Linked DNA regions of Mus musculus: region 1 is linked to region 2. The links are chromatin loops, found by intact Hi-C in ENCODE. Cell type or tissue: heart. All regions are shown on one strand. Links, peaks and the distances in the headings refer to the core of each region. The heading gives the core; the rest is flanking DNA.

The links. Hi-C counts contacts between places; a loop is a spot of excess contacts. Peaks named below come from ENCODE experiments on the same cell type or tissue, not always from the same donor. Only the 100,000 strongest peaks of a DNase experiment are listed, where the experiment ranks them.
Region 1: a loop joins it to region 2, with 5 times the contacts of the local background. A loop is called at or near these places in 12 of 42 quality-filtered maps.

Annotation. Positions count from the first base shown.
Region 1 is chr6:128,399,658-128,414,326 of GRCm38, reverse strand. Nrip2 (nuclear receptor interacting protein 2) reads right to left here and starts at 14,561. Exons shown (of 6, transcript NM_021717.2): 1 at 14,026-14,561; 2 at 9,243-9,392; 3 at 7,755-7,837; 4 at 6,852-6,973; 5 at 6,589-6,641; 6 at 5,392-6,343. The coding sequence starts at 14,214. The coding sequence ends at 6,251. It overlaps Itfg2 (integrin alpha FG-GAP repeat containing 2), which reads left to right. Exons shown (of 12, transcript NM_133927.1): 5 at 43-182; 6 at 654-802; 7 at 1,127-1,224; 8 at 1,317-1,370; 9 at 1,537-1,628; 10 at 2,645-2,762; 11 at 3,661-3,834; 12 at 3,910-4,883. The coding sequence ends at 4,013. In heart, for the core only: no CTCF peak of the experiment used is centred there; a DNase peak (open chromatin) is centred at 3,016.
Region 2 is chr6:128,224,364-128,240,266 of GRCm38, reverse strand. It overlaps Tead4 (TEA domain family member 4), which reads left to right. Exons shown (of 12, transcript NM_011567.2): 10 at 9,535-9,675; 11 at 11,547-11,699; 12 at 11,788-13,124. The coding sequence ends at 11,901. Among named protein-coding and RNA genes, the nearest start is that of 9330102E08Rik, 49 kb to the right of the region's middle. In heart, for the core only: CTCF peaks have their summits at 2,946 (motif pointing right) and 5,892 (motif pointing left); no DNase peak of the experiment used is centred there; H3K27ac peaks cover 180 bases.

The DNA of each region.
Region 1 (14,669 bases), core at 1-8,000, 180 kb before region 2:
TTGAGGTTTGGCTCCAAACCCATTGTGTTTCTGTGCCTACAGATGGAGATGGGTGTTACGAGCTGGTGGTAGGATACACAGACCGTGTGGTGCGGGCCTTCCGCTGGGAAGAACTGGCTGAGGGGCCTGAACACCTGGCAGGGCAGTTGGTGTCCCTCAAGAAGTGGATGCTGGAGGGTCAGGTAAGAACGGTGAACAGAAAAGGCTTACGGAAAGTGGGGCCATCAGGGAAGAAAGGAAGATGTCCTTGCTGAGAGAGATCCGGGTCATTTTTGACAAGGTCCCAGTGGGGTTCTAGTAACAGGTCTAGAGTGCAAGGAATGGTGGACTGAGAATTCAGTGTGTGAGGTGTGTGGTGTGAACCAGGTCAGAGCCACTGGGCACCCAGCAGAAAGCAGATTGACTGAAGAGGGGATGGTAGCAGACAGGCATTCATGAACCGTAGAACTCCTGTCCCTGTCAGAGCTGGAGGGTAATTCTGAGAAGCCCTGCCTTTGTCTCCCCTGTTCCTAGTGGCAGAGTCTGTCTCCCTCCCTCCCTCCCTCCCTCCCTCTTTTCCATTCCTCCCTCCCTCCCTCCCCCCCCCCCTCCCTCCCTCCCTCCCTTCCTTCCTTCCTGCTTTGTTCCCACTAAGACTCTGTTCTCTGGTGCAGGTAGACAGTCTCTCTGTGACCCCAGGGCCTCTGGGTGTGCCTGAGTTGGTTGTGTCGCAGCCAGGGTGTGCTTATGCAGTTCTGCTGTGCACCTGGAACAAGGACACTGGCTCCCCTCCTGCCTCTGAGGAGGCCACAGGAGACAGTAGGTAAGGGAATGGGTGGCTGGTACATCAGTATAAGGACATGGTGGTGAGACAGATCTGCAGGTGCCAGGGCTCCACCATCTAAGTCCCCAGCCCAGCCCATTAGAAAAGGCTGTTTAGGGACAGGAGTCCTGGGCCTTTAACCTTAAAGCATGCGAGCATCTTGAACCATTCAGTCAGGTCTCAGGACTCCTTCTGGCAGCCCCATCCATTTGCTCCATGGATCTGAAAGAGTCAGGGGTGGGCTTCTGGAGTTGGGGAAGCTCCTGCAGAGAGGAACTCGGCTCCCTTGGCTTTCTGTTGGCCTAGTCTCTCTTTCACCCACAGGGAGACCCCAGCTGCCCGAGATGTAGTCCTGCACCAGACATCTGGCCGGATCCACAACAAGAACGTCTCCACTCACCTAATTGGCAACATCAGACAAGGTAAAGGAGGGAAGGAGCTGAGGGAACCAGGCAGTGCTGGGAGAAAGGAGACCCAGGACCTGCCCTCATTCCTGCCTCCATTCCCCACGTAGGTCATAACCCTGAAGGTGGTAACGCAGGCCTCTTCGCCCTGTGCACCCTGGATGGTGAGTAGTCCTAGGCTGGGTGAGGTGGGGATCTGCCTGAGGGGTCTGCACACACGCACACTCACACATTGACAAACACATACACTCACATACTCCTGTACACTCACACGCACACTCACAGCTACATTTACATACACACACACACACCTCGCCTCTCCTCCTCTAGGGACACTGAAGCTGATGCAGGAAGCAGACAAGTTGCTGTGGTCTGTGCAGGTGGATCACCAGCTTTTTGCCCTAGAGAAGCTGGATGTCACGGTGAGTGGACTTCTGCCATTTTCTGAGATTCATTTGTTTAATTATGTTCATGTATATGGATGTTTTGCCTGCATATATGTCTGTGTGCCACGTGTGTGCCTAGTACCCATGGAAGCCAGAAGAGACCATCAGACCCCCTAGAAGTGGATTTACAGATAGTTGTTAGCCACCTTGTGGGTGCCAGGTGCTCTGGGAGAAAAGCTAGTGTTCTTAATCGCTGAGCCATCATTCCAGCCCACCCCAGGAGCAGACATTTAAATCAGCTCTTCTCACATCCCAGTGAACACTGAGCCTTTTCCTCAGACCTGAGGTGAGTGTGTCTGTCACGCTCAAGTGTGCCCTCATAGCACACAATTTAGTTCTTCTCTATGAGTCTACTAGAAAATCATTTTCAGGCCTGTCAGCCCAAATAGCAGCGCTAACAGAGAACAGGCACTAGGTCTAGCCGTGGGTTATTAGTCATGAATACAGATGCGTGGTCTGTTTTGGTCTGTGCTGCTTCTCCTTGTCCATGAGTCTGTGTGATATCACTGTGGCCCCTCATTTGCCAGATGGGCCCACACTGATTATACTACCACGGGGGCAAGCCGGGTGGCTTTGACCAGAACAGACCTGTACTTGGGTTGTGATCCTGACACGTGACTTTATCCCTCTTAGCAGAAATTTCCCAGATAAAACTGAGAATAATGTTGACATCATCATAGTGTTGCTTTGAATATTAGGCAGAGTAAGTCAGTGATTGCCTGTTGCCCCCTTGGCACATGGAGAAATACCCTAATTTATAGTTTGCCACCCAGAGTCAAGTTCATGGTCCTTTATGTCTCTCCTGATGGCTTCCACTCCACCATCAGATCTTTTTTCTCGTTTCTTTTCTTTTCTGACACAGCATCTTGCTATGAGCTGTGTAGCACAAGCTGGCTTCTGCCTCTGGCCTCTGCAGCACTCATTACAGGCGTATGACACTACATCTGACTAGTCTCTTATGAAAATGGCATCCTGTCTTTGACCTTTTTCAGGGCAATGGGCTTGAGGAGGTGGTAGCTTGTGCCTGGGATGGACAGACATATATCATCGATCACAACCGCACCGTTGTGCGCTTCCAAGTGGATGAAAATATCCGTGCCTTCTGTGCAGGTGGGATGGTGGCCTCTAACTAAGCTCAGCTACTCCAGCTTAGTAAATGTGCCAGAAAGTGGTTGACTCACTCCTGTTCAATGTCGCCCTTGAAAGATGTCTTCATGCCTGAATGGGCTCCTTAGCTGTCACTAGTGGTCATGGGTGGGTGCCATGCTGCCCTCTTGACAGTTTGTTAGGAGGAAATTTTTATTTATTCTTACCTGTATGAGTGTTTGCCTGGATGTATGTCTATGTGCCGTGTCTGTGCAGTACCCACAGAGGCCAGAAGAGGGCACCATATCCCAAGACTAGAATTACAGACAATGGCTAGCTACCATGTAGATGTTAGTTAGGAATTGAACCCCAATCTATGGAAGAGCAGCCAGTGTACAGAGCCATCTCTCCAGCTCTAGCATGGTAGTTTGGAATACGAAGTAAAGCACAGTGTGGCCTCCATCTTTAAATACATAGAGGATGGGATGACTGGGAAAACATTTCCACCCGAGCATGCCAAGCTGAGGAAAACACTTCCAGGGTATTCCCCACAGTCCTCAGCTGCGGACTTTGAAAAGCAGCAGTGGCTATTTGGGTGTATCTGGCCACTAAAGTGACAATGGGCTGAGGGTGTTACTCGGTGGTAGAGCTGGCATGTACAAAGCTGTGGGCTCGGACTCCAGGACCCCACAATAAATGGAAGGAGTTGGAAAACACGCAGTTACCTGAAAGGTTGATGTGTGCCTTGGAAGAAAGGAACAGGCCTTCCTCTCTGACATCCTGTTACCTACCCCTTGCATTCGCACAGCTGCCTCTTTTATTCCAGATCACTAAGATGAGAAGACTTTGATGTCTTGTTCCTGTCCTCCTCCTGACACCAGGACTAAGCCTTGGTCTTTCTCTTCTTGCCCCCATCTCCCAGGCCAGTACGCCTGCAAAGAGGGCCGCAACAGTCCCTGCTTGGTATATGTCACCTTCAATCAGAAGATCTACGTGTACTGGGAGGTGCAGCTGGAGCGCATGGAGTCCACTAACCTTCTGAAGCTGCTGGAGGCTGAGCCCGAGTACCACCGCCTACTGCAGGAGCTGCGTGTGGGTGAGTGTCAACAGAGCCAGCGGGCCTGCGCCTGGGCGCCTGACGGCCTCTCACCAGTCTCTGCTTGGCCTGCAGATCCTGAAGATCTCCCTGCAGTCTGTACCCTGCTTCATCAGACTCTCTACCATCCGGACCAGCCACTACAGTGTACCCCCTCAAGCTTCCAGGACCCCACCTAGCTGGGCTCGACCACTTAGCTGGTGAAGGATCCTTCCGAGCCCCCAACCCTACCCCAGAGCGATCCATGACCTTGGAGGATGGGGAGTGTGTATTACAGAGGAAGGAGCAGAACTGGGTTCTCAGAGAGGATGGATGTGCCCCCCCCCCCCCCCCGAGAGCCTGTGATGAAGAGATCCATCGGTTGCCCCTCTGCTCGTGGCTCCTTCTCATGCTCCCTGCTCTCACTGCAGGAAACCGACTTGTGTGTGAGACAAGGCAGCAAACCTTTGCTATGTTCCAACACCTGAAAGGCTTCAGGCCTGAGGAACTGAGGGAGCATGGGGTGAGCCCCCCTCCCCCTGCTGAGTGCCGATTTTCACAGCATAGCTCCAGGCAGCTGACACTCGCAGTTATTGCAGGAATGAACGGCAGAGTATTTATTCTTTTAGGGTATTTTCCTGTCTCATCTTCCTGTGTTCTTCCATTTACTGAAGCAACTAGGTCAGGGCTTTCTCATTTTGTCATCATCTCTCTCTGGTTTTGTTTTTGTTTGTTGGTTTTGTTTTGTATGTCTCTGTGTGCAAAGGAGGAACCAGGGGTGTTCACACACCAGCCAAGTGCTCTGCCATTCAGCTGTATCCAGCACTGCCGTTCTCTAAAGTACCGTGCTGCTTGAGAGCCTCACCCACCTGCTTCCCAAACATGACTGCCTGTCGGAAACTAGATGCTCACAGTTTGTCTTACATGATGGTGCACCAGTGTACTCCCAGTTCTTGAGAGAAAGATCATGAGTCCAAAGCCAGCCAAGGCTCCATAGCAAGTTTGAGACCAGCGTGGGTCACATTTGGAGATCTGATCTCAAATAAAACAAAAAGGCGTTAACAATCTGATGCAGCTCTCCAATCTGGACTATAAGTGAGGCAGGCAGCTGGATCTCTGAGTTCAAGGTAGGTGGGTCTGTGTAGTTTCAGACCAACCATAGTGCGCGCACACCTGTGTGTGTATGTGTGTGTGTGTTGACTGTATTTATGACTGTGTAAGGGTGTCGAAGGCCTGGAACTGGGGTTACAGACAGACAGGTGTGATGCTGGGTGTTAAGTCTCAGATTCAGGCTCTCATGCTTGCATGGCAAATGCTCCAACCCACTAAGCTGTCTCCCCAGCCCTCGGGGCTTTTGAACTAAATGAATAGAGTAAAGGAACATGGAGAATGTCAGAGTCCAGGATTTACCTCACAGCGGAGGTAACACTTACTTATTACAACTGCTTGTATATCTGTACAGCACAACAGTGTAGAGTGTACTTCACAGGCCTGTGTTCCAGCTTGGGTGTCCTATGCCCCTGAGGGCATCGGTACTGTAAGCTCCTGGGGGTAAGGAGGGAGAGACCAAGGCAGAACACCTGCGCATAGAAACTGTGTTTATTCAGATGCAGAAGCAGGCTAAGGGCCTGCCCTGGGCTGGTCTGCCTTTAATGGAGCAGTAGGAGGCAGACTGGGAGGGACATTGTCTCAAAGCGCTGCAATGAGGGAGGAGTCAGGAAAGAGACCAGGAACCCCACTCCCAGAGCCTCTCGAAAGTGAAGAAAGTGAAGAAAGTGACACTTTCTATGCTGGTTCCTCTTTGGTCTACCATAGGCTTATAGGCTTTGTATTTAGTTCCCATGTAAGGGACCCAGTTCCCTGGTTTGGGTTAGATATATCATTGTCTCTCTTCCCCTAACCACGATTTGAGAGGCTGACCAGTCAGACACCCAGACATCTGCCACCCAGAAAGGCTACTGACCGCAGGCCCTCAGCTCAGGGGCTGTACCTTCTAGACCAAGTCCTACTTACTTGTCACCCCCACCCAGCTGTAAGCAGATGGGTACAGGATTAAAGGGGCATGTGTGAGGAAGGCCAGGTTGGGATGGGCTTCAGGCCAGTGGAGGCAGTAGGTAACTTTGACCTCTACAGCCAGGGTGAAGTCTAGAGCCCATTTGCTGGAGGTCCTTTTCTGTAAGTGACTTGGTTGTGCACTTGGGAAGGGATAAGAGAGAATGGGGAACCAGGGCCTCAGAGTCACAGATACTCTCGGTAGGAATTCCTAGGGCAGAAGGCAGCAATGAAGAAGCAGAGAGGGAGGTGGCCAACTGCGGGGTCAGGGTGGTGAGAAAAGAAATTAATGCAGTGGTCTCCAGATGCCCTGCTCAGGTAATACCCACTCCACACATTCTTCCCTAAGGCACGGTGTCGCCCTAGGGACTGGCTGAGACAGTGGTCACTGGCCAGGTTCTTGGTACAGAGGCAGGAAGGGCAGCTCCGAGAAGGGGGCTTTCAGCCGAAGCACTCCACGGTCCAGGTCAATGCAGCACTGCCGTGGGGACCGCGGATGTGTGGTCACCTCCCTGCCAGCTCATACCTGCTCCCTTCTTTCTGCCTCCCGCTGCTCCCATGGCCCTGCCCCTTCAGGGAGGGAACCCATTTAGTTTTCCTTTGGGGGATAATTAAGCAAGTTTCGAGTTTTCAACAACTCTCTCAGTCTTGCCAGCCTGATCCAGGCTTCCACCCTGAGCCTTCTACCTGTCCTAGCATTTTTGGGTCAGGCCCAAGTCTTACCTTGAGGGAGAGCAGGGTCTGCAGTCCCAGGCAAAATTCAGGGCTGTCCACATCTGCAGGAACCATTGGAAAACAAGGTTGGCTGTATGACCACTGCCGCCCTTCTCTGAGCACTCGCCCCTCTCCGGTCTAGTCCACCTCACCACCCCCTACCCCTGCAGCCGAGATCAGCAGAATGGGTAACAATATGCGAGTCCTGGGAGCTTGCGCTGACAGGAGCCGAAACCACTCAGAAGAGAGGTAGAAGAGATGAGAGGACTTACCCACCACCTGGGCCGAGCATGCCACAGTCTCCTGCCCCAGCTCTAACTCCAGCTGTTCTACCTGAGTTGGTGGCTCAGGTGCCACATCCCCACCGGGGGCTTTTGGGACCCTCTTTCCTAACCTGAAATGAAAGCAAGAGTTATAGCCACAACAGTCTCCAATTCCAGCCCCTTCCCCCACAACCCCAAGTTACAAAGCCAATGTAACCAAAAAAAAAAAAAAAAAAGTCCAGGTATAGTGGTGTGGGCCTTTAATTCCAGCACTTGGGAATCAGACAGATCACTTGCTTTGGAAGCCAGGCCAGTCTACAAAATGAGTCCAGGGCTATTACACAGAGAAACCCTGTCTCAAAAACAAACAAAATGCTAATACTGATCTAGGCTGCCTTTCCATTCCTTGAGCCAGGTAAGGTTCAGCTGTTTCCTGCCAGAGCTGCCCAACCAACCTCCCCCAGTTAAAGACGACATAATAGCTGTGCTGAGATCGTTTGTGCCATCAGGTTCACTCTCAGTTGTTGGTTTTGTTTGGGTTGGTGGGGGGAGGCTGTGGTTTTTGAAACAGTCTTGTGGAGCCTAGGCTGTCTCAGATATCTTAGGTAGCCAAGGCTGACCTTGGATTCCTAGTTCTTTACCCTCAGATGCTAGGTTTACAGACAGGAGCCACTGACAGCCATCTTCAATAGATACTTTGAAGATATTTCATCACCCCCAAGAGAAAACACCCACCCCAAACCCAATGTGGCCTGTAGTGTCAAACCCACATGCAGGAGGCTGAGATAAAAAGGTTGTTGAATTTGAGGCCAACATGGGCTACACAGGGAAACTCTATATCAAAAAACAAAAAGGGGGTGGCAAGGGGCGGAAATGCCGTCCACTGTGCACAGGCTTAGGCTGCGTTCTTACCCCAGGCGCCTGAGACATCCAGCAGAAATCTGGTTGTGCTGGGTCCCTGTGTCCACAGCCACTCGAAGCATCTGGTCCTGGCACTAAGAAAGAAGGATTGTGATGAGTTGAGAAGCCCCCCAGGAGGACTGGGCGGAACTCTCAACATGCTGGCCTCCTTAAGAGATGAGGGGGACGAATGAGTTTTCAGAAGTGAAACTGACTCCCAGAAACCAACCAAGGAAGTCATACTCCACATTTCCACATGGTAAGAAAGCTCAGGGCCAGAGCTACTTGTTTAGAGGAACCTCGAGGCCTTCTAGTCAAAGAGCTGCAGTCTAAGGAGAGGGCTACAAAGACCAACCTCCTCTGTGGACACTCGGATTTGGGTGACCAAGAATGGAAACAGGAAGACAGGGAAGAATGCCTTGGGATATTGACAGGCATCAAGGTAAACACCTAGATACACACACACACAAAAAAATCCGTTTTCCTGTTCCAAACATGTATTGAGTATCTACTATGTAAGGTGAATGGCTAGTAGATACTTCAATGAGTACTATTCCTTGGCAGTGTTGGAGATGAAGTGTGACTGCACTCCATGGTAGAACATTGTAAGGTCTATAAAAGGACCATGAATAGTGTGCCTGGGGGACAGGGAGCTGTTCTTGCGGGACAGAGGGAAGCTCAAGGAGGAGGCAGCATCAGAAGTGGGCCTTAAAAAATAGATTGTGGGGGCTGGTGAGATGGCTCAGCAGTTAAGAGCACTGACTGCTCTTCTGGAGGTCCTGAGTTCAAATCCCAGCAACCACATGGTGGCTCACAACCACCTGTAATAAGATCTGAAGACAGCTACAGTGTACTTATATAATAAATAAATAAAATCTTTTTTAAAAAAATAGAATGTGGACAAGGGATGGTTGGAGGTTAGGAAGTAAGATTTCTGGGCAAAGAGGACGTGGGCATTTACTGGGATTGTCCACCAGCAAGTGGGTGCTCCAGTGGCTCTAGAGATGAGGAGCCTGGGGGCCACAGAGATGGCTCAGTGGTTAACAACATCTGCCACTCTTTAAGAGTACCTAAATTCAGTCCCTGGATTGGGCAGCTCACAATACCAGAGGATACAGCAGCCTCTTTTGGCCACTGCACGCACACATGTACACGCAGGCACGTGGCATCACAAACATACATAGCCTGAGATTTTTCTTCACCTTGGAATGTGAGCCTTTTGTACACATGCATACCTTTCCAATGTGTGCAGTACCAAAAAGGAACATTTAAATATAATTTGATAAAAGCATGAGGGCATATAGTACTACAATGGTGTGGACATCTGGCAGTACACAGAGGAGAAAGACAAGACAGACAGAAAAGTAGATGCTGGTCCAGAAAAGAAGAGAAACGCCTTCTCTCCATCTCTTGACGACAGCCCAGCAGAAGGGAACGCTTGTGAAGTGAGCGGGCTCAGCAGGTAAGCGATAGTCAAAAGTGCACTGGGAGTCTTCTTACCTTGCAGTTGACTAGCAGAGCTGGAACCTGTGTCGCACTGGTCCTGCTGCTGTCATGGCCACGGATCAGGGCCTGCAGCAGGGGAGACTCCCCCTGAAGCCGCCTCTGGTTTCCCTCCACCAGGCGTCTTTGGATCACACTGTGTGGCTGCTGGCTCCATCCCAAAATAGTGAAAGCAGTCTAAGCCCAGGATACAGGCCACTTGCTTCCCCATCTTAAACCTTGCAAACCACAGAATGCTTGCCCCAGCTCTACCCCAGACAGGAGCAGTAAGAAAGTAGCTGAGAGATGGTTCGGCAGTTAAGAGCATTAACTGGCTGCTTTTCTAGAGGACCTGGGTTCAACCCCTAGCACCTGCCCAGAGGTGCATGACTAGCTCCAGTGTGATACAGTTCTTTCGTGGTAGCACAGGTCTGCCATCCCAGCCCTTGGCAGTTGGAGGGAGGAAGATCAGGAGTTCAAGGTCATCCTTGAGTTTGAGGCCAGCCGGGCCCAAGTGCCTCAAAAAGTATTTTAAAATATGATTGCAGAAGATATGAGCCAGACCGTGGTGACACATGACTTTAAAAGCCCTAGAGAAGCAGAAGCAAGCAGATCTCTGTGAGTACGAGGCCAGGTTGGTCTACAGAACAAGTGCCAGGTCTACACAGAGAAACCCTATCTTGACACCCCCCACCACCACCAAAAAAAAAAAAAAAAATGCAGGCTAGAATAATGAGCGATTGGCCTTGGCCTCTCATCTGTAGCTGCTCTCATCCATCCTGTATTGTACCAGCTTGGCTTCCTTTCTTTGTAAGGACACCTGCTGTATCCAGACTCCCACAATTCTCTTGGGCCACTGGACACCTTCCCCCTCTCACAGACGCCTGCCTCCAAAACTTGCCTTTCTACACTGACTTAGCTAAAGCCCTGCTACTCACAGTGTGGTCCTCAAGCCAACACACATAGAATTTATATGTGAATGTAATTAAGATATAAAGGGGTGGATATGTCTATGAGTTTTGCTGATATGCATTTCTGGGGCCCATGAAGAGGGCGTCAGATATCCTAGACCTGGAGTTACAAATGATTGTGAGCTGCCAGTATGTACTAGGAATAAAATCTGTGTCCTCTGGAAGTGCAACCTCTAAGCTATCGATCCAACTTTAATGACATGATAAAGCCTGTCTGAAATGCAGTCTCAGACCTGCATCTAGAATTTTGTTTGTTTTGTTGTTTTCTGGTGCTAGGGTGTAAACCCAGGAGCCTGCATATACCTGGCCAATGCTCTACTGAGTAGCTGCTCTCCCAGCCCGGACTAGGTTTGGTTTGGTTATCTGGTTTGTTTGTTTGTTTGGTGTGATTTGATTTGGTTTTGGTTTGGTTTTATACTTGTTTTTTTAAGACAGGAGCTCTCTGTGTAGCCCTGGTAGTTCTGGAATCAATCTGTAGACCAGGCTGGACTCAAACTCAGAGATCCTCCTGCTTCTGCCTTCCAAGTGCTAGGTGCTAGGATTAAAGGCATGTGTCACCATCACCTGACATTTTGTTTGTTTTATGACAGGGTCTTACTATGTAACTGTAGCTGACTTGGAGCTTTCTCTGTAGTCCAAGCTGGCCTTGAACTACAAATCTACCTTCCTCTTCCTCCCAAGATCTAGGATTAAAGGTGTATGTCATCAAGACCAGCCTAACCCCTAATTTTGTTTCAATAAGACTCCTATACATTCAATTTTGAGAAATGCTTAAGTAAAATGTAAACACAACCTTACAAGCCAGATTGGGTGGTGTATTCCTATACATCTCCAGTGTTCAGAAGACTGAAGCGGAACAGCCTTGGGTTCAAGCCCACCCTCGACTACCTTTAAAAAAAAAATGTAACTGGTGTGGATGTGGTGGCCCATACAGAACTAAGGAGGAAGAGACTGGTGGATCTCTGTGAGTTCAAGGCCAGCCTGGTCTACATGGCATGTAGCCAGAGCTGCATAGTGCGAACCTATCTTGAAAACAAATTGTTAAGTGCTATTCTCCTATATAAAATACATCACACACACACACAAATAACACACACAAGTATAGTGGCAGCCTACTTTTGTTTTTTATTGTTATTGTTTGTTTGTTTTTTTAAAATGAGCATTGCTGTTTTGCAATCTCATTAAATTAAATCTGAAGGTGTCAGATCTTGGAGTTACAAACAGTTGTGAGCTGCCATCTGGGTGCTGAGAATTGAACCCAGGACTTCTGGAAAAGCAAGCAATGCTTTTAACCCCACTGAGCTGTGTCTCCAGACCCTCTCCTTTGTTTTTGTCTTGTTTTTGTTGTTGTTGTTGTTGTTGTTGTTGTTGTTTGTTTGTTTTCTTTTTTTGAGACAGGGTTTCTCTATGTATCCTTGACTGGGAATTCAATATGTGGACCAGGCTGGCTTCAAACTCACAGAGATCTGCTTTCTTTTCTCTCCCAAGTGCTGGGATTAAAGATATGAGCAGCTCCTCCCAGTTTTTGTATTTTCTGAACTGATCCCTAGGCGACCTGGCTATTGTCTTTCTGGATTGTCCACCACACTGCTCTCATACTCTAGTGACGCTAGGCCTCTTCCCCGGGGAAGATTGTGTTCCACCCCAGCCTCTATCCTTGCTCACCTCTCCTGGAAACCCCTCCTCCCAGTTCTCACTAGGCCAATCTGTACGCATAGCTCCCTATGCTCTATTGAGTAGAAGGGCCTTCCTTCTACCTCTCACTCCACCTGCAGAACTGGCCTCTGCGTTATTCTGCCCTCCATCGTTCTCCACCCTTGTAGCTCATTCGGTCTTGATTCTCACAGATGTTATTTTTGGATTTCACCCCCACTGCAGCCCAGAAGGGCCTTCAAGTCAGATCTGTCTTGCTCATCTTTCTGTCCCAGGGCCTAGTTCAGCATAAAGAGGGAGGCTCCGTGGCTTGGGGGTTGGGATGGTTCAGTCAAAGAAAAATGTGCCTAGCATGCACATGGACCTAAGTCTCATTCCCAGTACTAAAAATAAAAAGGAAAAAGACACAAAATAAAACGGTTGGTTTTAGTCTTGTATGGTAGCACACTCCTATATTCACAGCATTCAGCAGTGGGGAGGCAGGAGGATCACCACAAAGGTGAAGTCAGCCTGCGCTACATAGCCCTAGCTCAGAATTAAAGTATGGTTAATTCTGTTGTTTATAAACTTAAAAGGCACTGTTGTAAGCCAGCCTGGGCTATGTAGCAGATTCAAGCCACCAGGACTACATAGTGAGACTCTGAACAAATTAAAGTCTCCTGGAGAATGGCTGTAGCCTCCCAAGCTCCACACACTCCTCCACCTGACCCTGGGAGCCTGGGATTGTTTTTCTACCCTTGGCCTCAGGAGACCCTGGCAGTGAGTTGCTGTTCTGGGAAAGCACAGCCAGCTTGGGACCCAAACAATTCCCATGCCCTTCTCTCCACAGTGACTCCAGGCTCCTCACTGTGGGAAGTGTGTGTCAGGGCTATCCCAATCGTGAAGAGGGGCTTCCAGAATGTTGCTTCTTCATGCCCAAAGTCATAGGCGCTACCTGCTGCAGATCGTGCAGGTGGTAAGGCAAAGGAGAGAGGTGAGAAACCCTGGTGTGAAAAGGCTGAGCTTGCTACTCTGAGGTGGTAGTGTCCACAGAGCAAGACAGGTGTAGGACTGTATGAAGAAGCACAAGGCCCAGGCCCTGGGACATCAAAGAACCTGCTCTCACATCCCTCCCTATTCCTCAACTGTCTCCTGTGTTCTCTGGGCTGCTGAGACGGGACTTGGAGAAGGACAGAAAGGCAGAGCCAGGTCAGTTAAAGCAACAGAGAATGCATTTACCCCCCAGGAAGAAGCAGCTCCCACAGGATGGAATTCTGGATTCTCCGGACCCCCCAGAAGCCCCAGCAACTCAAAAGCTAAAAGGACCCATAGCTAGAAGCATTCCCAATCGTCTCCCTTAGTGTTGCTATTAGCTAGGCAATGTCACAGTGCTAAGTATGTGGAAGCCTAGGTGACCTGTTTACCAGGTGGATGCTCGCAACTTTATTCCTTTCTAACAGATGGAGATAACAAGGCACAGAGACAACTTTCCAAATTACAGCCAGAATTTGGTCCCAAGCAAGGTGGTTCCAAAGCCCGTGCTCTTAACCATTATATCCCTGGGGGCAAAGACTGCACGCTGACCCTAGCCCCCCTTACCTCCTCATTGTCACCCTCGGCCTGTTCCCTCTGGGGGGCCAAAATTGCTGCAGTGGTTTGGGAGGAAGGGACATAAGGACACAGACAGGTCCAGGTCAGAGCCATATGAACCCCTGATTGCCCAGGAGACCCTCAGTAAGTGGGTGATAGGGGGGAAAGGGCAAAAGTGGGGGCAGGTCTGAGGAATGGGGCAAATTCGTGGGCAGCTTTGAAGGAATCTAGAAGTAGGAGTCATAACCCCGGGGTGACGGATCCTCTAGGCCTTACTGTCCTTATGTGTCCATTCCCTGGGAATCCCGGGTCCTCTAGGCTGCGCTGAACAACATGACTCTCCACTACCCCAGGATAGCCTTGGGCTTTAAGGGGGGAAAACGGTGGAAGCTGAGTTATGAGCCCAGGGACCCTCACTGCCACCAGGCCAAGAAACATTCCCAATGAAGGATCTGGGGAGGATTGGGGGGCTGCAAGTTGGCAGAAACATCTTTCCCATCTCAACAGGAGAAAGAAATTTGAAGATTGAGGCTCTGCCCTTTAGACCACCTCCCTTCACCCCAAACACAGGATATGAAGAAGAGGAGAGAAAGGGTCAGGGTCCTTACCAGGTCCTTAGAGGTGCCGAGTCTCTTGAGGCTGTCCAGGGGCAGCAGGTCAGCCGAGTCCTTGTGCAAGAACTGGGTGGCCTGTTTGAGTTGGCGCTGCTGGCTCAGGTGGGCTCGGTCCCGAAGCGAAGCTTCCTGTTCTTTCCTGGAGTCTCCCTCATCTCTCCTGGCCTCTTGCCCGGTGCTCATGGTCTTCTGTGGAAAGCAGACAGGGTGTATGGGAGTCTCTCTCCACCTCCTTTTTGCTCCCAGCTCCCCCTATAGCTTCTGCCTTTCTCTGTCTCCGGACTGCGGCTCTCCCTCTGACAGGAGGGTCTCAGCAGGAAGAAAAGAAGAAATAAATAAATAATAGGCGAGAGCAGCGCGTCAGACACCAGTTTCCAGAGATTGCAGTAGAGGGAGCGAGGTTCCGGCTGGAAAAACCCAGCCCTAAAGGAGAGGGAGGGCGAGCAGGGCCTGCAGCTGGTAGGCTGCAAAGCCTGCAGCTCTGGGGTCCTGCTCAGAGTGGGTGGTGGATGGTTGTGTGTGTGTGTGTGTGTGTGTGTGTGTGTGTGTGTGTGTGTGTGTGTGCGCGCGCGCGCGCACGCGGGTGTTGTAAACTGTCAGGAGGCTGTGCCAAGTCATCAGAGAGAGGTGAGTGCCAT
Region 2 (15,903 bases), core at 2,562-10,561:
AAAGCCACACAATGTTTGCAAAGAGCTGAAGGCTATGCTGTGACTACGTTTCCTCTCTTACGTGCCTTTTCTTTCTCCTATAAGTAAATGGATGTGGTTTTTTTGTAAACTGGGGATTTAAAATGAAGTTATTCTTAAAATTTTATAGATGGCCCCATGAGAGCCACCCTATAAAACTGACTCAGCTTCCTGGGTTCTGGGATTACAAGTGTCCACCACATCATGTAGCGTATAGCAGCCATTTGTAAACACACTGCTCTGCTGCCGTGTGATGCCTGTCTTGTCTTGTGATGTGTGTGCCTGGTGCCGTTCTGATTCACTCTACATAGGGAATTTTATGATCTGCTTTTCTCCTTTCTGAAAGTTTTAATATCGCCTCGATTTCTGTGTTTTCAATTTCATATTGATGATCTTTGGGTTATATCTTGTCTTTCTTCCCATCGTTAGCTCTAAACTTGGTAGGCATCTTTAATGATAAGATTAGAGTCTTCCCATTTCCGGACATTTAAGTGTGTCATTTCTTTGAAAATTTCTCTCCTTCATTTTGCCAAATCCCTAATGCTACCCCAGTCCCTGGCTTATGCTCTTTGTTTTTTTTTTCTTTTTCGGGAGGTAGTAGGGGAGTTGAAACTGAATCTCACTGAATGGTCTAGGCTAATCTGTGACTCATGATACAGCCCAGGCTGTCCTCCAACTTGTAGTGATCCTCCTGTCTCAGCCTCCCAAGTGTCAGGATTATTGGTGTGAGTCATCACTATGTTTGTGTGTTGACTGTCTCTTGTCCTGGAGATCACTAAGTAGGCTAGACCAAAGCCCCAGGGCTCTCTCCCTTCCCCACCTCCCCCAACCCCATCTGGGATTACAAGTGTGGCCCTGAGCCTGGTCCTTTTTCATGGATTCTGAGGGTTGAATTCAAGCTCTATTCTTGCAAGGTAAGTCCCTCAATTACTAATTTTTTTTATATATTTTCCATTTTATTTGCCTGGTTTCTTTTCGTGGAGACTTGCTTCTCTTGTCGTCTAACTTGGATTGGTTATATCTGAGTGCATATTATCCAAAGCCCAAGGCATCATCAGTGCATAAAGCAGTAGTTTTCCATTCCTATAGAAGAAGCCTGGTGGTGGAGCCTCCAGGGATGAGCTGACTTCTCTGTAATAGCCCAGGAGCCTGAGTCCTCTCTCCTTGTCATCCTCAGTGTGTGGCTTCTGTTCTCAAGGTCACGGACACCGGAATTCCAACCATTATCTCCACATTGCAAACATTAGGAAAGAATCCTATATAGCTCCCTGTGGGTTCCTTTCTAAAGTCCTACACCAGGTGTAATTATCTGTATGGCTGCACCTTGCTCTGATGAACCAGGGAGATGTGAACTCGGCCGCTTTGCTGTGGGTTTCAGTTAGAATCATTGGGGTAAACAGGCAGCCTCCAGTTTCTCATGTGTTTAGGGGGGAGTCCTGGGCTCCCCTCCAGAGTGCATTATGTTAACTAGTGGCTTTCTCAGCGCTGGTCCAGCTGCCCCTTGAATGTGACTGGGGTCAGAAGGGAGACCCAGCTGTCAGTGCAAGATGTGGTTATCAGTGCTATACCTTGGAAGACAAGGCATATTTAGGGTCCTTCTCGACAGCTCATGCCTTCTTTTAGCTGGTAGGCTGGTAGTTTCTCTCTCTCTCTCTCTCTCTCTCTCTATATATATATATATATATATATATATATACATATATATACATATATATATATAAACATATATATTATATTAATTATACACATGTGTGTATGCATATGTATGTACGTATGTTCTGTGTATAGGGATTCCAGGGCCCTGCCTATGCTAGGCAATCCCTGTACAAAGCATGCCAGGTAAGCCCTATACAGCTGAGAGCTACTTCCTGGTGCAGTTGGTGGCAGTAGTTTTTATCTACAGACACATTTCAAATAAGGCTCATCTTAGAATTCCATCTCACAAACAGTAGAAACTGACACATTGTGCAGACAAGGGCTTCAGTCTGAGGCATGCTTCCTTGGCTGGGTCTCTTATTCCTGTGGCCTTTCTCAGTATATTCAGGGAAGACAACAGATCACAGGAGCACTCGCGTTATGAGGTCACATGGACTCTCTCACTTTTGACTTTTGCCACATCTCCAAAGGTGGATCTGTGGATAATCTTGTCTTCAGAGGAGAAAGGGAAACATGATCAGAGTAGACAATTTTACCAGACTTAACCCAGTCTGCTGAGGACTAGAGCCAGACAGCAGACCTCACCAGTAAGGCTCCAAGGTCAGGCAATGCCCCCCAGACACAGCTTTGGTGCTCACCCTGGTCCTGGGAGGAAGCTGTGGATTGTTTGAAAGACTCCAAGGGATGCCAAGGGATGTTGTTGGTAACAGAGACGAGGTCAGACTTCACTGAGATCATGCAGGGGAGCAATGGGGCCATTTGATTTTCTAGATCTTAACCTTCTTCCCAGGAAACGTTGGCAAAGTCTTCCAGGTGGAAGTGAGTTAGAGCCTCCCTCTGTTACCTTGTTAGGCCCATTTCCTCTTTTGCCTTCCCTTAGGGGATAGGGGGGAGGGAACTGACAGAAGAAGTGGGTGCTGGGACAGCTCAGATGCCAGAAGTTTGACTGGGCAGGTCCCACAGACATGCTTGGATAGGGCTGTATTAAAAACCCACAAGGCCATTGCCTTCTGGCAGCACAAACTCCATAGCAAGTCTTGGACCTGGGCCAGCGCAGCACATGGTGGCTATGAGAGCCCTCACCCTGTTGCAGGCAGCTGGCTTTTGGGCTTAGCGGTTCCTGTGAGATTAAGTCACTCTTCCTCCTTTCTTTCTTTTTCTTTTCTTTAAACTCTTTCCTCCCTCCCTTTTCCCTTTTCTTCCTTTCTTTCTTAGATTTATTTATTTATCCCATGTATATGAGTACACTGTTGCTCTCTTCAGAGACACCAGAAGAGGGCATCAGATCTCATTACAGATGATTATTACAGATGGTTGTGAGCCACCATGTGGTTGCTGGGAATTGAACTCAGGACCTCTGGAGGAGCAGTCAGTGCTCTTAACCACTGAGCCATCTCTCCAGCCCCAGTCACTCCTCTAGAGAGCTGCATCTTAAGAGTAAGTCTTGGCTTCTGTGCCTCTGTTTCTCCTTCTTAAAGGTTAGCTGTTATTCTCATGGCCTTCAATCTGGGAGCTCAGATGAGATCTTATCCTCAACCTGAGTGCTGCCTCCTTAAGGGAAGGTGAGCGGAGGTCAGAGAGAGCTGGAAAGTGGAAACCCCGTGCTCCATAACCAGTTGAAAATTACCAGGGGCTGCCTGTCCTTGTCAGGGGAAGGCGTGCCATTTGGCACACTGGGTGGAGCCAGGACAATTCCCTGGGCCTTTCCATCATCCGTTCCACAGCTCCCTTCTGGGCCCGACATTCCTCCCAGACACATGACAATCAAGGCTGTCTGCTCATCTGTCAGTCACCCGATCCCTCACACCTGTTGCAGGCCCAGTCCTGGAGCTGCCCACCCTCACGGAACAGCTATGAATAGGGTGCATGGAGGGGGTAGTGTGTTCCGAAGGCTGGCCACCGAGAGGAACAGCTGTCCTGGGCTACAGCTGCAGGGTGAGCTGGTGGTAAAGTGGGATGGATCCCGGAACCCAAGGACAAGCCGAGGCACCTTGAAAGGGGTCCTCTGGCATTAGCCACCACCTCGAAGATCAGCGTGACACTGGCCCCTCCCTATCTCACGGATCCTACTTTGTTCTCTGTTACAAATTCTTTCATAATACACAAATATTCCGTAGCCTTTTCTTGCCCCATAGTCCCCAGAAGCACTGGTGTTTTGAAAGGATCCTAGGGTGGGAGGTGACTGAAGTGTTTGCAGGTCTCAAGTCGAGGTCTAGGACTCAGGGGTAAAGTATATACCCCTATACCCCTATACACCATATATACATACACACACACATATACACACTCATACATATACATATATATGTATATATATGCACATACATATATTTATGTGCAATATACATACATATATAGATATATAGATATATGTACATATGTGTGTGTGTGTAATATATATGTATTATACTGAGGTGTCTTACATCTGTCACAGCACCGCCCAGAGCTACATGCCAACCTTTATTGAAAGGCCTGGTGTGTGGCCACTGAGTAAGATTTGTAGAGTACAGGACTCTTGCCCCCATGGACCTTCCCCTGGACAAGTCACATGAGCATGAGGTGCAGAGATAGGGGCAGGCTGTCTTTGTGTGTGGCTGGAGAGGCTCTTTGGTATTGGGTGTTCCCAGCATGGTATTTGGGGATGTCTTATAAGTGCTACATCTACTGACATATCTTAACAAACCAAATAAAACAGCAACAACAAGCAGAGTCCTTGTTTTCATGGTTGTATTGCTGAGGGTAAAATTACAAATAAAAGAGAGTTTATGTCACTAGGTGGTGGTAGCACACTTTTTAATCCCAGCAGAGGCAGAGGCAGAGGCAGAGGCAGAGGCAGAGGCAGAGGCAGAGGCAGAGGCAGAGGCAGAGGCAGAGGCAGAGGCAGAGGCAGAGGCAGAGGCAGAGGCAGAGGCAGAGGCAGAGGCAGAGGCAGATGGATCTCTGAGTTCAAGGCCAGTCTGGTTTAGAGAGTGAGTCAGGACAGCCAGGACTATACAGAGAAGCCCTGTCTCAAAACCAAAAAGAAAAAGGAAAAGGAAAGTAAATTGATGTTAAAGATATCACAAGGGTCAGCGATATGGCTAAGTGAGGAAAGGTGCTTGCCTTTAAGCCTGATAACTTGAGTTCAACTCCTAGAACACACATACTTGAAAGAGAAAATTGACTCATGCAATTGTCCTCTGACTTACACATGCCCACAGTACAACATCACACACACACACATGAGTCCACATACATCATCATGAGCCCACAAGTATCATCAAAAGATAAGAAATTAGGTGGATACCTGTAATCCTACTACTCAGGAGGATGAAGTCAAAGGAATGAGGGTTGAGGTCAGCCTGGACTACACAGCAAGTTCTTGGTTCAAGCAAAGACACCATGAGGGACTGGTGTGGTTAATGAGGGTAGCATTGGTCAGAGTCCTGTGAGCACATGTCTGTCATCTGAGTATTGTTACCATATCTCTGGCCTCAGTAACTTTTCAGACCACTGGGAGTCATGACAGTGTTTTGTTTTCTTGTTGATGAGTGGTCAGCATTTCTGCCCTGTTCTAGTCACAGCATAAACTAAGTCTCTCAACGTTTTCAGGCCAGTCTGGCATACTAGGTCTCCTGGGTTGCTCATATGACTTTGAGAACGTGGGGGAGAGCCTGGGTTCAGGTCCCTGCTCACCTCATTTGTCACCAGAAGAACTTGAGCCATGGCTGACCCACTTCCTCCAGGACTCATGGGTTGCTCTCCCTGCCTTGCTCCACGCCCTGCAGCTGCCCTTTCCCACTGGATTATGATGGACACGGAGTGGGGAGTCTGAAGCCATCCTGGGGATAGAGAGTGTTCAGTAGAGGGGACTGTTTGTTTCAGAGGCTAAACATCAGCTCGGATGCTGCAGTGATTGTTTGCGTTTTCTTCCTTCTAATGAATGGCTCCACTTAAACCATACATAGTGCAGAGACATTCCAAAAAATATCTCTTCGTACTGTTCCATAATTGCTTTCCTCCTTCAGCAAGTTTCGTTCATCCATAGTGGTGAAGGCTAGCCCTTCTTAGCAGTGTGCATGTGCCTCTCTTTGTGTGTGTATAATATTTCTCCCACACTACCTTAATTACAGCATAATCAACACTCCCTTGTCAGCGTACACAAAGATTTTGCTGTAGAAAGGAGGTGCCAAAGGAGAAAAACTTGTACTTGAGTGTCACCTAGTGGTGTAAGACTGCTTGTCACGTGCGCCCAACTCCTACCCAGACCTTCCTGGGTTCTGCACAAGAATAGTAGGTCTCAGAACCTGCCTCAGGATTGGCAGTGCACAGCCTGCACTCTGGTCCATGTGGCAGTTCCCTCGGTGTTGTGTGGTAGGTGAAGAAGTCTCACATAAGAGTCATCCTTCTGGGCAGTACTGGTACACGCCTTTAATCCCAGTGCTCGAGAGGCCCTCGTCTACAGAGCAAAATCCAGGACAGCCAGGGGTACACAGAGAAACTCCATCTCAAACAAAAAAACAAACAACCCCGAATCACTGTTTTCATGACTGTATTGCTTAGGGTAAAATGAAGGAAGGAAAGAGAATTGGTGTTGATGGGCAGCTGTAGTACACACCTTTAATCTTGGCACTTAGGAGGCAGGCTGGTCTACGTGGTGAATTCCAGGGCAGCCAGACCTACATAGCAAGACCTTGTCTTGAAAAAACAAGAACAAAACAAAGAATTGGTCTTCTGTATGTCATTTGTAGAAAAATGGGTGGGGTTAGAAATCCTCATGCCAAACAGAATCAAGCCAACCCAGCCAGGCAAATACATGTTTTTACACACACACACACACACACACACACACACACACACACACACACACACACTCACACACATATTCACTATACACACACATACACACACACACTACACACACACACACACACACACACACATATTCACTATACACACACATACACACACACACTACACACACACACACACACACACACTCACACACATATTCACTATACACACACATACACACACACACTACACACACACACACACACACACACTCACACATATTCACTATACACACACATACATACACACACACACTACACACACACACTACACACACACACACACACACACACACATGTTTAAAAGAACTTCTTAATTAAAATAAAGAATGTCAGTGAGATGGCTTGGTATACACCCCTGCCTCCAAGTCTATTGATTCACATGGAGGAAGAAGAGAACTGCTACCCCAAAGTTGTCCTTTGGCTTCTACATGCTTCCTCTGGCGTGGCTGTGCTCATACACATAAAATTAACAAGCAATTTTTTTCTTAAAAAGCCCACCATGAAGCAAAAGAAACCCTCCCCCCCAAAACTAAAGAGCCGAAGGGGCGTCCTTCTGGAAACGTTTACCAAGTTCAGCCACATGGGTGCCCAGAGGACAAGTGCCGTGGTCTGTGGGGACCCATTTATCTCTTGTTAGCTGCAGAACTTGCCGTTCATTATCTATGTGTTTGCTAAAGGCAGAAGTTGCAGGGTCATGGGTTAACACCAGGTTTGAGAAAGAAGCCTGTGGGGCCACACAGTGCCTGTAAGGGCTGGCTTCTCTGACATGTGAGGGAAGACTAACTTCCAGTAGAAGCCTAAGGACATTGAAACTGCTGGGGATGTGGGGTGTCTACCGAAGAAAGCCGCAGGTACCCAGGGGAGCCAGCTCCTGGGAGAGGCCGTAGCTGCAAATGGCAGAGCCATGGGTGCTGGGATGCCCGAGCTCTTGCACCTCAGATATATCATCTTAAGCCCTGGACATTAGGTATGGAGCTGTAGAATTTCATGTTTGCTTTGCTAAGTCGCTACCTTTTTCTTTTTTGAAGATTTTATGGATATGTCTCTGTGGATATGTGAGCACATGTGCTGCGGGTTGGGGGCTCATGGAGGTCAGAGGAGAGCAGAAGAGGGCATGAGCTGCCCACTGTGGGTGCTGGGCGCTGAGCTGCCCACTGTGGGTGCTGGGCGCTGAGCTCAGGTTCTCTGTAAGCGCAGCAAGTTCTGTGATGCACTGACTTTCCAGCACCGAGTTCCTTCTTGCTGCTCTCCCTTGCTTTCTCGTCGACATGGGGATGTCTCTTTGGCTCTATGCTGAGTGGGAACTGTGTGGTTTCCCTTCTGATGGTGTAAGGTCTATAGCTCTATGTGGCTTCCTTTTTGATTTTGCAGGGTTCATAGCTCAGACTACCTCAGAAGAGACTATACTCTGGACACTTCTGACTACCATGTGGTTGTAGTAAGAGACGGACATGAGCCTTTCTGGGCCAGGCACGTGTTTTGAATCTGTGGCTCCCACAGATTGGCATTTGGAATGCTCAGTCCTCAGCTTGTGGCTCTATTTGGAAGTTTATACCCACTCCTGGTTTGGGCTTGTGGCCTCAGCTTCCTGCCCCATGCCATGTGAACAGCCACCGTCTCATGTTTTAGCACCAGATGGAATCATCTGCCATGCTTCCCTGCTGTGAGGGTCTGAGATGGCGAGATAACCCCCTCCTCTCTTAGGCTGTCTGTGATAGTCACAGCAGTCCTAAAGTAACTAATACAATAGGCAACCAAGAATTAATTCATGCGCTCCATGTGGGCAGCTATGAACTTATTTCTTGTTGTTTTGGGGAACAAACCAGAAAGATTGGCACCGAGCCAGGATGTGTGGGTAGCAGAGGCTTTCCTATGACTGCCCTGTACCAATTTTTTCTTTCTTTTTCTTCTTTCTTTCTGGTCCTTCCAGGACAAAGGTTCTCTCTGAGTTGTACCCAAGTCCTGCCCCTTACCCCCCCACACACACACACTTTTGTTGAAAAGCTCATTCATGAAACTTTTATTCCACTTACACAAACTTTAATTCATGTGCTCTTAACAGTTGTGTTTGGATTGTTCACGAAAATTTCATGACATCAAAACAAAGCTAGGCCTCATCTCAAGTTATTTCCATGTGTTTGTTTTTGTTTTTTGTTTTTTTTTAACAACACATACATGTCAAGCAAGTATCAAAAAAGAAAAAAATCACAAAAGCTAAAAAGAAAAGGCTAAAAAAGAAAAAAAAAGAAAAAAAAAGCTAAATCCTTGGGATTTTGTTTACAGCTGTGCTTTGTTTACAGTTTGTTTACAGCAGTTCATTTCTGCTGCGTCTCGACTTTTGCATTTGTTCTTAGATTGCCTAAAACATTTAAATACAAGTAAACTATGTAGCAAAAATAATGAAAGCAAGTAGCACGTAACCTTACAAATAATGGACCATGAACTGTTTCTTCCCTTAGAGCAGACTGGGTTACAGCTCTGCCTAGGGACCACTGGTAAAGGGTGTGCATGTGAAGACACAGGATGTCAATGTGTGTCCATCCACTGGATGTTTGTACCACAGCCTAACAGGTGCCCCAAACCTTAAAGTACCCACAGACACCACACTCCAATTATGCCTTTTGTTCCTTACCAGCACAAAACGAATAGGCAGGCGATTTTCTTTGCTTAGCCATGGAAGCAGTTTTAACATTGGCCCTTCTGAAGCCACAATGTACCAAGAATACTATGCTAAACACACGTAACTCCTGTAAAAATTCCACATCCCCATATTGGCCACTTCAAGGTAAAAATGTGTACGTTCTTAAAGTCAAGGCATGTGTAGACAGACAGACAGACAGACAGACAGACAGAGTCTTGTATATATCTCAGGATGATCTAGAACTCAGTCTTTCTGCCCCAGGCTACTCTGCTGTCCCTGCCCCATTCTTTTAAAGTCCTGTTCTCTGGTCCAAGACGTGCACTGGGCACTAGGAACCCTAAGGACACACCTGCAAACAACCCCATCTCCCCCTGTCTCCGGCAGGCAGACCTCAATACCAACATCGATGACGAGGGCAGCGCCTTCTATGGGGTCTCCAGCCAGTACGAGAGCCCGGAGAACATGATTATCACCTGCTCTACGAAGGTCTGCTCATTTGGCAAGCAAGTGGTGGAGAAAGTTGAGGTAGGAGCCTCCCTGGTGGGTGTAGGGCAAAAGGGTGGGCTGTGTGCCTTCTCTTGGGGCCAGGATTGCTAAGGGGGCCCCTGGGCAGAGGTGGACGCCATGCCCCTTTCACTGCCCTTAAGGAAGTGCATATTTTGGGTTGGGCATGAGGCATCTGGTAAGTTACTGATTTAATTGCCTGTCCTGCACCTCAGAGCCCTGGCTGAGTCTTCTGGCTGGGATTCCTTTCAAGCCTTCCTTGGAAGCATCCCACATCTAGAGCAGGGCCAAAGCACAGGCTAGCCCAAGGATTTCTCCCTAATCCATCTGTGTCTCTGACAGCTGAGTGCGGGGCTAGGAGAGAGGCCTTTCCCAGGTACACAGCTCTCTAGAGGCAGAGGCAGGGGAGGTGGGTGTTCAGGGTTTGCTGTTTACTCCTTGAGTGCTGGAAACTTGTGGAGTCCCTTTGCTCCAGTTGTTGGGGTTTCTGTAAGAATCTGGGTGTGCTAGGCAAGTACCCTACCACTGAGAATACCCTCAATCAATCCCTGATTCCTCCTTCTCCCCCTCTCTCCCTCCTTCCTTTCCTCCTTCTCTCTCCCTCCCTCTCCCTTCCTCATTCCTTTCCTTCATCCTTCCCTCCCTCCCTCCTTCTCTCCCTCCCTCCCTCCCTCCCTCCCTCCCTCCCTCCCTCCCTCCCTCCCTCCCCCCTCCCTTCCTCCCCTCCTCCCCTCCACTCCTCCTTCCTTGAGATAGTCTTTAGATGCTCCTACCCAGAAGCACAGAGCTCACTTTTCAATTGTGGAGTGCCCCAGAGACCTTACACTTGGGGCAGAATTTCCTGCTTCTCTTCAGGGCAGGCAGCCTGGTGGTGAGCACAAGCTTAGAGGCCCTGTGTTGATCTCTGCACACCTCCCCCACCCCCACTTCCTGTTGGATGTTTGGGGTTGTGTTAATACCCCACCCCCATCTCTAAGGAAGTATCAGTTTGTCTTTATCATCCACTGGTTCCAATTGCAGTGACATTCCCATCCTATTGTGTAGTGACAAAATGGCACCAAAGCCTCCATCCCAGCATACCTGTGGCCCTAAAGTCTATGACCCTGTCTGTGCAATGACTAACACTGTGCATGGTGTTAGTCTGGTCACCTCTTGGCCCATGGGGAACTGAATTGATGCTGTTCTCCACCTGGGGGTGACAGCCACCTCATGTCAAACAGCTAGGTACCATGAAAAGGGACCGCTGCTTTGCAATCCCAATCCTAGAATGGCCAGGAAGCTTTCGATACGTACGTGTTAGCACCACCGATGCTCACTCATGTCACTGCTCTCCATCTTGGGAGCGTAGTCCAGTTGTAGCACTGGGTGTTTGCAAGTGTGTCGTGTTTTGTTTGTTTGCTGCTAAAGATGGATGCCCGGGCTCACTGTGGCTAAGCATCTATCTGTCCTGCCTCGGCAAAGGCAGTTTTTACAAAGCTCCTCTAGCTATTTACTTTTGTTAAACGTATCGAGGTATTGAGATGCCCGTGGCTCTAGCCAGTCATCATCCCACATGCCATCCCTCTAGCTCCTAGGCCAACAGTATCCACTACCAAGGTTCATGCACGTGGCAGTTCCATCTTGAAGGCGCTGCTATTCTCCCCCCACCTCAGCCTCATGTGCAACAACGCCTGCTCACTTGCCCTATCTCCTTGCTGCTACTTCGGCTACTTCCAGGTCTCCCGGAAGTGTCTGCCTGTCTGGTCAGTGACAAAAGGGAGAGGCGGAGAGGCCTGGCTTCATTCATGCCCATGAACCTGAGAGGATGACCCTACCTGGGACATCCCTGCCGACTTGGGCTTGGGCTGGAGGGGAAGGGATTCTAAGCCTCTGTTGTCCCTGGGGTTCTACAGACGGAGTATGCCCGCTATGAGAATGGCCACTATTTGTACCGCATCCACCGGTCCCCTCTCTGTGAGTACATGATCAACTTTATCCACAAGCTGAAACACTTACCCGAGAAGTACATGATGAACAGTGTGCTGGAGAACTTCACCATCCTGCAGGTATGATGTGGGGCAGATGCCCAGCGGGTGGTGCCGACGGCAGCTTCCGTATCCAGGGCTTTGACCCTCACCACCTTCTCGCCTGCAGGTGGTCACCAACCGAGACACACAGGAGACCTTGCTGTGTATTGCATATGTCTTCGAAGTTTCAGCCAGCGAGCATGGGGCTCAGCACCACATCTACCGACTTGTGAAAGAATGAGAGACTTGGAGAGCAATGGTAGGGGGGACAAGTCCAGGACATGGGGACCTGGGAGGGGACCTTCAGGGACAGTCCCCTGGAAGTGCCAAGAGAGCCAAGCAGAGTTGCCAGGTCTCTTCTTACCAGGAGCAAACTGCCTGATCTTGCAGTGCTCAACCCCCAATAAACCCAAGGTGTCAAGTATTTTCAGAGGAGCTAGTTTGGCCTGTGTGAGCCCAGAAGGGCAGGGGAGAAGGGGGCATCAGGAAGCAAGCTGGAAGCAATGGCCCAAAGTACTCCAGGACAGCCAAGGAACCAGAACCCCGGTGGACTCAGCCAGGCATATCACCAAGACACCAAAGCTCAAGACCCTTCTCAGCTGCTGGAACCTCACACTCCTGCTGCTGGTCACCCTAGTGGCCTGAGGACAGATTGCACGTAGGTCACACACCCAGAGATGCTGTGGGTGACTTTATGTACACTGTCTGTCTGTCCTGCCATCGGTGCCTGAGAATGGCTACTGCAGAAGGCTCCATCCCTGCAAACAGGGCTGGGTTTAGGTGTGGCTGCAACATAGTTGTTGGAGGGAGACTGGGTAAGAGCTACTCGGGTGGCTTTGTTCTTTCTGCAGTGGCCCTGCAGGGGGCAGGGTCTCCAAACTGAAGCAAGGCTTGGAGGTAGGGCGTCCTGCCTCAGGGCCAGCATTTCCAGCTGCCTGGCCTCCACAGGCTCCTCGGCTTCTCTATTAGTCTCTTTTCTTCTCTGCTCAGCACTGACGAGGGAGGGTGTCTGTAAAGTACCCGGGTCTTGCGGTGCCAGTTAAATAATCTAATCCTCAGCCCCATTGCTTCTCTCACTCTGGAGGGCCTGGATCTGTCTCTCTGCTGCCCTCTCAAGGCTTTCTGGTGTCTGCTTTCCCCAGTTGGAGCCAGTTCTAATAGTCTGGAGCCTCAGGAAGAAAGATACAACCTGGGCATGTTTGTGTGTATCCAGGACTCAGGGATGCATCTGTGAGGATGCAGAAATGGGCAGGGCAGCATTGTGGTGATGCTACAGAGGTGAGGGACAAGGGCTCTGGAGTCAGTCTAGCCTGACTTTGGTGTGCAACCTTTAAAAAAAAAATGTTGTGGTGCCTCAGTTTCCCCATCTGTAAAATGGGTATAACATTCACCTACCTCGTGTATGGACAGTGCCTCACACAGTGCTGAGCACATCCACATGTTCAATAAATATGCATTGGTACTAACCGTGAGAACTTCAACTCCAGCTAAGAACCCTGGCTGGAGAGCTATATGCACTAGGGTGGGGTGGTCCCTACAGTAACTGCCTGTCACAGAGAGGAGGAATCCGAGGGTCTCAGGGAAGAGGTAGTCCTTGAGGGAACAGGTTATGAGAGGAAGGTGGCTAATATTTATTGATGTTATTTCTGTGGTTTTTGGTGTTGGGGCCAAGGTTTGACACAGGCTAAGTGACTATGCCAGAAGTATGCAAATAGGCATATGGAAGGAGGTTGGCTGCATCTCAGATGAGGAAGACGGACAAGCCGCCCAGTCTTTCTGTAGCCCCAAATTCCTTCTCCTTAACTCAGAGCAATTTAACCCATATGCTGCTCCCTACCGTGTTAGGATGGTGGCTAGACCCAGGCCTCCTCCCTTCCTACTGCACTATGTAAAGGTCCTGCTATCAAACAGGGCCAGGGTCCCAGAAAGACTACTGCATCCCTGACCTTGTGACCAGGATTCACCAGTCCACGTGCAGGCCTATGTTTGCAGCCCTTCCCTCCCCCCCACCCCCCAACATCCTAGCCCTGGCCTCCTCCCCTGCTTATGCCGCCCAGGAGCAGAGCTCCTGCAAGCCCCAGCCTCAGACATTTCAGACTTCGATGTATGTAGTCAGCCTTTTTGGAACATGAAGGGTATAACCTTTTCCTATTGGAAGCAGGTCCGTTCAGATGTTCGGTCCCAGTGTGGGTCCTAAGTTTTTCCTGTGTTAACTGACCTCAGTGGCCTAATGGAAAGTCACCATATAAGACTGTCTTACTGCCTCTCCATTCAAGTTAACATGGCACTTGACTTAGGGAACCTCACTTATCCTGCCAAGCTGGTACTGTGCTGAAACCATTTGTCTTTTTTAGGTGAGATCTTCCTCTCTTGCCTGGGCTATTGATTCCAGTGATCCTCCTGCCTCAGCTTCCTGGGACTACAGGTGTTCCTCACTGTGCCCTGCTTTCCTATTTTAAAGACTGAAAAAACAAGGCCCAGAGAGCTTTGGGAAGTTGCTTAGGTTGTTGGTTGTATTTTTTTCATTTGTTTTGTGAGTGGTTGTTTGACTTCTGAGGTGTGGCAGACTCTGGGAATGCGTCCATGATCAGAATAGACAGGGTGGCTAGGAGTTTACTTTGGACTGAGGGGAGGGCAGTGACTGGAAACCAGTTAAGGAGACTTGTAGGTAGTGGGAAGTGCTGGGTGTGTGTGTGTGTGTGTGTGTGTGTGTGTGTGTGTGTGTGTGTGTGTGTACCCAAGGTCAGCTTCACTTTAAGGGAGGCTGTTGAGGTCTGACCTCTGCACTGACCACTGTAGAGAAGACAAGTGGATCGGAAGGAACATTCCGAGGGAGAATGGAGAGGCCTGGAGACAGGGAGGGGATGGGTGTGCCCCAGGGGTGTGCTGACTGACAGAGGTTGGACATACTGCCAGCGAACAGGCCAGGTAGGAAGGCAGGCAGCTCAGTCCTGTGGCCCCTGTGTTCCCTGTGTGGATGTGCACTTTGGAATGCTCTCAGGATGGTGGCAAGGCCTGGAGGTGTAGCAAGGGAACACATTCCTTTGATGCTATATTTAGAAATGAGCTCTAGAGCATTTGGTTTGTACAGAGGAGCAGGTGGAACTGTTGCTCCTGAGCCCATCTAGCCTGCTCCCCTGGGTGTCTGGGGCTGGAAACTTTTCTGGGTCTGCATCGCTTGGCAGCCAGGCTAAAGGCAAAAGAGAGTGAACCAGGCATGACCAGTGTCATTGGGTCTGTGAGATGACCAAGAGTCCCCAGAGTCCTGGGGATAGAGAGCCCTCCATCTTGGGAGTGGAAACCTTATGGTGTGTTATCTAGTTAGCAGGAAATGTTAGAGACAGGTGAAAATGTAGGGACAGGTGAAAGGTCTGTTGCCTCACAGGGTCTGACACTGATGGAGCAGATTGTGTCAACAATGTGTCACAGGAATGGAAAGAATGTGCCCTGAGTCCACCTCCCCACCCCACCCCACCCCAAAAAAACCCCATAAAACCAAAAATCAAATAAATGAATAAACACACACACACACACACACACACACACACACACACACACACAGAGAGAGAGAGAGAGAGAGAGAGAGAGAGAGAGAGAGAGAGAGCTTGTCTATGTATATGTGTAAGTGGCTGTGTCCTAGTCCTCTTCCATAGGCCTTGTGTCCCTAGTCTATGCACACTCAGTCTTTCCCAGGCTGGGGGTTGAGTCAGATGGCAGAGGTTGGAGGACTGAGGGAAGGCAGTGACTGTGGGCCAGTATAACACCTCTCTGGCCACCAGGCCAGAACAGTGGGAGCTGCCTCCAGGGTTGCTACCCAGGGGCCACCTGGGTCTGACCCCTGCTGAAAACCTGCTAGAGCTATGGTTGCAGGGTTCGGTGGCACCTTGGACAACCTATCTAACAGATCAGAAGGAAAACTACCTTTCCCCCCAAAGACTTGACTGTGTAGAATGTAGCTAACTAATATGCCCAGCCAGGCACCTGGCTGCACAGCTATAATTCCCTCTGCCCCCCAACTCCCAGGAGAAGAACGAGATCATCATGGACTACACAGTGAAGCCTAATCTCTGAAATAAATTTCTTTAAAAAGTGTCTGGAACTTGGCTTTTGTACATACACTTAGTGAATTAGAAAGGGCACAGGTATGTGTGTGCCTTCCTAGAGAGCCAGAGCCCAGGCCACGGGAATGGTGGCTTTTATTATTATTTTTTTTTTACACTCACAGATGTCTAATATTCAATTT